Regions from separate parts of the Homo sapiens genome. Here region 1 is linked to region 2. A link is a loop called in an ENCODE intact Hi-C map of the cell type or tissue named here. Cell type or tissue: OCI-LY7. All regions are shown on one strand. Region 1 overlaps RBFOX2 (RNA binding fox-1 homolog 2). Region 2 overlaps RBFOX2 (RNA binding fox-1 homolog 2).

Region 1 (4,000 bases), 160 kb before region 2:
CTTTTCAAGTGCATAAAACAGCATAGCATACATGAAGCCATACCTACAGAAAGGCAGGCAGGTCAGCATACCCAAAAAAAGTCAAAAGCCTATTTAAAAATATCCATGGAAGAGTTCTATTGATTCTAAGGTACTGAGAAAATTGTAAGGCTTTCTACACCAATGGAAATCTTTAAATTATACCTACCAGAAAATAGCAAATCATAGTTAAGTATGGAAACACTCCTTTGCATGACACATGGTACAGAAAGGAAGTATGGGTAATAACAGAGTAAACCATGGAATGGCTGATATGCATTTCTGTTTTGGAATGAGAGACATGGCATACAAACTGTGAGGCAAGGAATTAGCAGTTTTGTTAAAAGTGTCATTCATAAATCAGTAAATGGATAGGACAATAGTTATTCACTTTTTGTTTTTAAGTTAGAGGCAGGGTTTTCACCATGTTGGCCAGGCTGGTCTCACACTCCTGACCTCAAGTGATCTACCCACCTCAGCCTCCCAAAGTGCTGGCATTACAGGCATGAGCCACTGTGCCTAGCCATTAGTTATTCACTTTAAATTTACAAGACAATATATAAAGGTTAAGGGGCAAAATGTAAAACTTTCAGAGCAGGAAATAATTTTAAATATTCTAATACTGTTAGGGAAACATACCTAAAAATAATTTCACATACATTATCTTATACAACAAAACTTTTTTCTCTCCATAATAACTTTTATCTCAACTAACTCATAATACCTTTTTGGTGAACTACAAAAAATTGGTCATAATATTTCACAGCTCCTCCATCAAGAAGTGGAATTTGTTTCTTCCACCCCTTGAATTTGGTCTTAGCTTTGTGACTCACATTGGTCTTGGGGATATTAGCAAATATCACACAAGCAGAGGCTTGACAGGTGCCTGTTCACTGAGGCTTGCCCTCTCTTGCTACTCTCTGGAACCCCGACACTACTGTGTGAAGAAGTGTGAAGGACGAGAGCAAGTGGAATACAGATGAACTGCTCCAGCTGAGCCCCCAGATCAACTAACCTGCCAACTGCCAGACATGAGAGTGAGGTTATCCTAGACCACTGAGGCTCAGCAAATGCGGCCAAGACTAAAACAATCACCCAAACTCCTGACCCGCAGAACTCTGAGCAAATAAATGATTAACACTTTGTTAAGCTATTAAGTTGTGGGAAAGTTTGTTACACAGCAAAACCTAACTGACACAATTTCATTGCATAACATGAAGATGTAAACCTCAATACTGACACCAACACCACACTGTCTGCAGGCTTTAAATCAGGCTGTGTTAGTCCTGCAACTTTGTTTTCCTTCTTCAAAGTTGTTTTGGCTATTCTAGGTCTTTGGCATTTCCATATGAGTTTTAGAATCAGCTTGTCAATTTCTACAAATATCTGGCTAAGATTCTGATTGGGATATACACTGAATCTACAGATCACTTTGGGGAGAATTAACATCCGAGAGAATTGAGTCTTTCTGACTATCAACACAGTATATCTCTCCACTTCATTCCACTATTCAAATAAAGGGTTTTTAAAGATTATGACTATCTTTTCTCTAGGCCTGTACTGAAATCGAATGCTATACCTGATGTTTGTAACACTTATCATTTCTTCTGAAGTCTGCTAGATCCCATAATACTCACATCCCTATAAGACTGTATGATACTGGTGTCAAGAGAGAAAAATAGATCAGTGAAACAGAATAGAAAGTCCAGAAATAGATCCACAGGTGCAAACGGAATTCAGTAGAGAAAGAACAGTCTTTTCAACAAATGGTGCTGACACAACTGGATGAAAAGAAACGAGATTTATACTTCTTTCCAAATACAAAACAACTCAAAATGGACCACATACCTAAAAATGTAAAAGATAAAACTGTAAAACTTCTAGGAGAAAACTTCTGTGACCTTGGATTAGGCAAAGATTTCTAAGCTATAACATTAAAAACATAATCCATAAAAGAACAATAAATTGGACTTCATTTAAAACTTCTGCTTATCAAAAGACACTGTGAGGAGAATAAAAAGACAAGCCACAACTGAGAGAAAATGCTTGCAAAGTATACACCTGATAAAGGACTTGTATTCAGAATATACAAGAACTCTCAAAATTCAACCATAAGAAACAAAACAACCCACGTTTTTTAAAAAATGGGCAAAAAAAATGAACACCTGATTAAAAGAAGATGGTAAATGAGATAGTAAACAAGCGCATGAAAAGAAGCTCAGTATCATTATTCACTAGGAAATTAGAACCTATTAGTATGATATCACTACATACCTATTTAAAAGACTTCGACAATACCAAGCTTTGGCAAGGCTATGGAGGAACCGAAAGTCTCATATGCTGCTGGTGGAATGTAAAATGGTATAACCAATGTGGAAACAGTTTAGCAAGTTCTTATAAATTCAAACACACACCTACCATATGATCTATCTATTCTAACTATTTACCCAAGAGAAAAAAGAACATATAAAGAATATGAATATGAATACTCATAAAAAATCTATTTGTCTGGCCTAAAACTGGAAACAATCCAAATATCCATCAACAGATAAGTAATAGTGATAAACAAATTGTCATATATCCACAATTACTACTACTTAGAAATAAAAATTAATGAACCACCAGTATATACAGTAACATGGATGAATTTCAAAATAATTATGCTGAGCGAAAGAAGCCACGCAAAACAGTACTTATTGTATGAGTCCATTTTTATACAATACTAGAAATTGCCAACTAATCAATAGTGACAGAAAGCAGATAAGCGGTTGCTTGGAGATGTGCTGGGGAGGTAAGAGCATATTGGGAGCACTACAAAGGGGCATGAGAAAACTTACGGAGATGATTCATATGTTAATTATCTTGGTTGTGGTGATTTCACGGGTATATACATATGCCAAAACCTAACAAATTAATTTTATATAGGTGCAGTTCATTGTATATCAATTATACCTCCATCGAGTTGTTAAAAAATTAAAATAATGAATTCTTGTCCCACTTAATGCAATGAATTTTTGAAGGGTTAGTTATTTTCTTTGGAGGGGGGGGGGAATGATAAAAGGAGATGGGGGAAAGGCATCCGTCTTCCCTAAAACACTACAGAAAAGGTCTTCTGAAAAGGAAGACTGGTAGCAAATTCCTTCTGATCAGTCTAGATTAGCCCCCTGCTAGAGAACCCCTTTAGCACGTGCATACATCCTCCTCACTTTGCCAGACATATCATCGTTTCTGTCTCTCCCACTTCAGGAGGGCAGGTACTACATAGTCCACCTTCTTCCTTAAAGTATCCCTAATACCTAGCAGAGTACCTGGTTGTAGTACACAAGCAACATCACATGTGGGTAAGAGTTCAGGCCTCTGTTAAGCCAGGCTACTTGATTCGAATCTTAGCTCCATAACTTCTTAGCTGTGTAATTTGAGAAAAGTTATTTAACACCTCTCTGCCTCAAGTTCTTCGTCTGGAAAAAGAAGATAATAATAGTACCTATCTCATGGGGCTGCTGTGATGACTAAATCAGTTGATATATGAATAGGCCTGGCATATACTGATTATTAAATTATAGTTGATGTTATCGGCGTCATTGCTGTCGTCGTCATCATCATTATCTCTGATAATTGAAGGACATTTAAAAGAGATTGAGAATTATCTGAATTACGAAGCTAAATCTATATCTGAGGAATAAGTGGCCTCAACAGCAGGCAGAAAGCATATAAAGAACTAGGTAACTGTGTTAGGAGGAGAAAAGTCAGCTGGGGGGCAGGGGAGAGCACCTACCCATACCTAGCACAGGGCATTTACGTTATTTTTGTAACATATTGTTGTTATTTTGTAAATATTTGTAACATTTTACAAAATATGTTATTTTTGCAAATATTTGTTATTTTGTAACATATTTATGTTATTTTTGTAAATTTATGTTACATTTCTGTAACATAAATCAAGTGAGAAGACTACCCTTGACCAAGAAGGGAATATCAATAA
Region 2 (4,000 bases):
GAAATTTCTATGAGCCTCTGCCCAAAAGTATTCCAACTCAAGCAACTGCTGCAGGCCACATTCAGACACCCCCAGTCTCCCCAGGCCCTGTCTGTAGTTCCTCTAGTTTTACTCACATAGCTTCTGCCTCCACCCCAATCCCCAGAGCTAGGAGAGTCCCACGGCCACACCACCCATCCCTCATGATAAATCATGCTTTGCTTGTGGTATTTCCAGTTAGAATCTGACAAAAATCAATGCAGCCAGAAAAAAAAAATACATCAACAATATGCCTCCTCAAAAACCACATGCCTGGAATAAAATATCCAATACCCAGTGCAAAATCTCTCTTCTTCAACAACGGAGAAACCAAGGAACCAGCCTATACATGGGAAAAATCCCACACACCAAGGTGTTACCTGGGGACCTAAGTCCCTAAGAAAACCCACGTCTTATGGCTGAACACACCCATGTGGAAGTCTAAACCTCAAAGGCTGTTTTCCACCCTTGGGAAAACAGGTTTTTAAGCAGTTATTCCATCACCATCATTTGACAATTCAAGAATGTCATCTACTTCATAAGTGGTATTTATCATGTGTCCTGTGCCTTGAATTTTTGGCAGAAATTTCTAGATGCCACGTAAGTGCAGGACATGTCAGAAGGAAGTGATATATTACAGGCTGCTCTCTCTCATTCCCTTCTCAGAATTCTCTTTATTCATTTAGAATAGAAAAGGCCAGAGGCACTATGAAGTACAATCATTTGCAGCTAAAGAGGTCCCTACTAAACTGGCTGGAACAGGCAAGGATTATACAGGACCCCAAACCAGAAGCTGAAAGTGAAGTCGGAGGGGAGAACAACAGCCAGAGAGAATTCTTATAAAATACTTCTATGAATCTATCGCCAAGGCTGAGATTTAAAGGAACACTATCAGACTTCCTTATTTTCAAACATATCCAATATGAGTGATGTGAAAAATACCATGTATTGTGAAGTGTCTCCGCTTGGTATTTTCCCCAGATCCATAAAAACATGTTACAGTGCCGGGCACGTGGCTCATGCCTGTAATCCCAGCACTTTGCAAGCCGAGGCGGGTGGATCATGATGTCAGGAGTTCGAGACCAGCCTGGCCAACATGGTGAAACCCTGTCTCTACTAAAAATACAAAAATTAGCTAGGCTTGGTGGTGGGTGCCTGTAAATCCCAGCTACTCGGGAGGCTGAGGTAGGAGAATTGTTTGAACCCGGGAGGCGGAGGTTGCAGTGAGCCGAGATCATGCCATGGCACTCCAGCCTGGGCAAGAAGAGCAAAAACTCGGTCTCAAAAAAAATAAAAAATAAAAAATAAAGCTATAGTATCCGATGAAATTCACTGGTTGAGAAGAGAAAGGTTAAGGTCCCTAGCTGATCAAATAGTTCTCACCCCAAATGGTGGTAATACATGCGAACTGCTACACTCCAGAATCCTGCAGCAGCACTGTAAAAAGGTAAATCAACAGCCTGCTCCAGCGAACTGGAACAGGTTGGCTCTAATTGCCTCTCTCACTTGTGTGGTTCCTCTTTTCTCCTTAACCACACTATCACAAAGGAGCTTTTTACATATACACACGTGCACTCAATTAATATCTGAACACAGGAAACTAAATATCAGGTTGCTATGCCTACCCAACACATTCTGCAGTTAAATTCTACCCCAGCTTCTGTTTTCAGAGACCCCTCTCTCACCTTTAACCCTGATATCAATGAAAAGATCAGGTTAACATTCACATATCACACAACATGCAGTCTTCACAGGGGATAGAAAGCAGACCAAGGGCCAGACCCCCCAGGGAAAATCTGGATAAACAATTAAAGCCATCTGCAGGCCCCAACTGAGAAGCAGGAAGACAAAGTTCAATTTAACAAAAATGGACAGTTTCTTGACTACTTGGGCCCAGGCATGGTGCTTAATCCTACAGATTCCTAAGGATCTCACAGTCTGGGTAAGCGTGGTGGGGCAGACATTCAATCAAGTATTAATCTAAAAAGTCCTTTAACAGAGCTATAGACATGATGTCTTGGAAGACAGCAGGAGTGTGGGAGACATGGGAATAGTCACAAAAGGCATCCAGGAGGAATCAATATCCAAACTCATTATTAAAGATTGAGCCTTACAAATGTGGGGGTAGAAGAGATGAAGCAGGAACTTTGGGTAGAAGGGAAAGGAACAAAAGCACAGAGGTATTCATTAGCTGGGTGGCACCACATGCTAAGAAAACTATAAGCCACTGGACATGGACTTGGAGGTGGAATGTGGAAAGAGACGGAGCTTGAAAGTTACGCAGAAGTCAGGCCAAACAAGAGAACAGACAATCCTGAGAAAAAACACAAGCTCTCAAAAGATTTTAAGCGTGGAGTAACAAATTGACTCTTTTGTTTTATTTTTGAGACAGAGTCTCACTCTGTCATCCAGGCTGAAGTGCAGTGGCTCGATCTCTCCTCATTGCAACCTCCACCTCCTGGGTTCAAACAATTCTCCTGCCTCAGCCTCCCAAGTAGCTGGGATTACAGGCATGCGCCACCACGCCCAGCTAATTTTTGTATTTTTAGTAGAAACAGGGTTTCATCATGTTGGCCAGGCTGGTCTCGAACTTCTGACCTCAAGTCATCTGCCCGCCTCAGCCTCCCAAAGTGCTGGGATTACAGGCATGAGCCACCGCACCTGGCCAGATTGGCTCTTTTAGATAGATCACTGTGTTAGCAGTCTGGAGAGCGGGTTTGAAGAGACTGAAAAGGGACCACAAGAGACAACACAAAGGCATCCCAGCTCAATTTCCATAGACAAAATGAGAACAAAAAGTGCCACTTTTGAACCAACATACGTAACAAAACTTATAAAATTTGAAACACGACATTTTTACTGTTCCTGCCTTCCATGTACCACTAAAACAGCCAGTGAATCTGTCACCCACCCTCCCAACAGAGATCCCACGGGTTCTAAGAAATCCACATCCCCCCTGCAGACACTGTGATACTGCAGCAGTCCTTTCACTCCTTAGCAAAGAATTGTCTCCCCTTCCTCTGACAAGAGAGACCACAATGACCCAGTTCATTCCACTCCTCCACCCTGGATAATGAGCAAATGAGGTTTCCCCTTTAACACACTGCTCATCTCTAGTAGTTCCCAACTCTGGCACTTAATCAATCAGAAGCACATTAACCACTCCATGCAGATTAAACAGTAAGCAGGAAGTTAGTGAGTGCTGTATAGCAGGATATAAGGAAAGCAAGAAATAAACATGTAGTGCTGGGTTCCTTGATAGGCACCTTAAAGAATCTCAGTTCTCATTACAGTGGTTTATAAGAGTATACATTAATTCTCCCAGTTCACAGATGTGTGAGCAGGAGCTCAGAGATGTTGAATAGCTCATTCATTTGGTAAATGGAGAAGCCAGGATTCAAATCCCAAAATGAGAAGCTCTAAATGGTGTTTATTTACTACACCATATTTCAAGTATATATGGATAACAAATATGATTACATATTAAGGTTAGTAATAAAAATATCTCCCCTTTAAAAACAGAGAAGGGACTCATGGATAGGAAGAATCAATATCATGAAAATGGCCATACTGCCCAAGGTAAACTATAGATTCAATGCCATCCCCATCAAGCTACCAATGACTTTCTTCACAGAATTGGAAAAAACTACTTTGAAGTTCATATAGAACCAAAAAAGAGCCCACATTGCCAAGACAATCCTAAGCCAAAAGAACAAAGCTGGGGGCATCACGCTACCTGACTTCAAATTATACTACAAGGCTATAGTAACCAAAACAGCATGGTACTGGTACCAAGACAGAGATATAGACCAATGGAACAGAACAGAGCCCTCAGAAATAATACCACACATCTACAACCACCTGATCTTTGACAAACCTGACAAAAAACAAGAAATGGGGAAAGGATTCCCTATCTAATAAACGGTGCTGGGAAAACTGGCTAGCCATATGCAGAAAGCTGAAACTGGATCCCTTCCTTACA

What was found. Hi-C counts contacts between places; a loop is a spot of excess contacts. Peaks named below come from ENCODE experiments on the same cell type or tissue, not always from the same donor. Only the 100,000 strongest peaks of a DNase experiment are listed, where the experiment ranks them.
Region 1: a loop joins it to region 2, with 3 times the contacts of the local background. A loop is called at or near these places in 1 of 110 quality-filtered maps.

Annotation. Positions count from the first base shown.
Region 1 is chr22:35,859,320-35,863,319 of GRCh38, forward strand. All of the region lies in intron 2 of RBFOX2 (RNA binding fox-1 homolog 2), which reads right to left. Among named protein-coding and RNA genes, the nearest start is that of APOL5, 140 kb to the left of the region's middle. In OCI-LY7, no CTCF peak of the experiment used is centred here; DNase peaks (open chromatin) are centred at 932, 1,732 and 2,342; H3K4me3 peaks cover 2,411 bases; H3K27ac peaks cover 4,000 bases.
Region 2 is chr22:36,016,229-36,020,228 of GRCh38, forward strand. The region is part of intron 1 of RBFOX2 (RNA binding fox-1 homolog 2); the gene reads right to left. Among named protein-coding and RNA genes, the nearest start is that of RBFOX2, 11 kb to the right of the region's middle. In OCI-LY7, no CTCF peak of the experiment used is centred here; DNase peaks (open chromatin) are centred at 93, 703, 1,523 and 2,773; H3K4me3 peaks cover 3,237 bases; H3K27ac peaks cover 3,753 bases.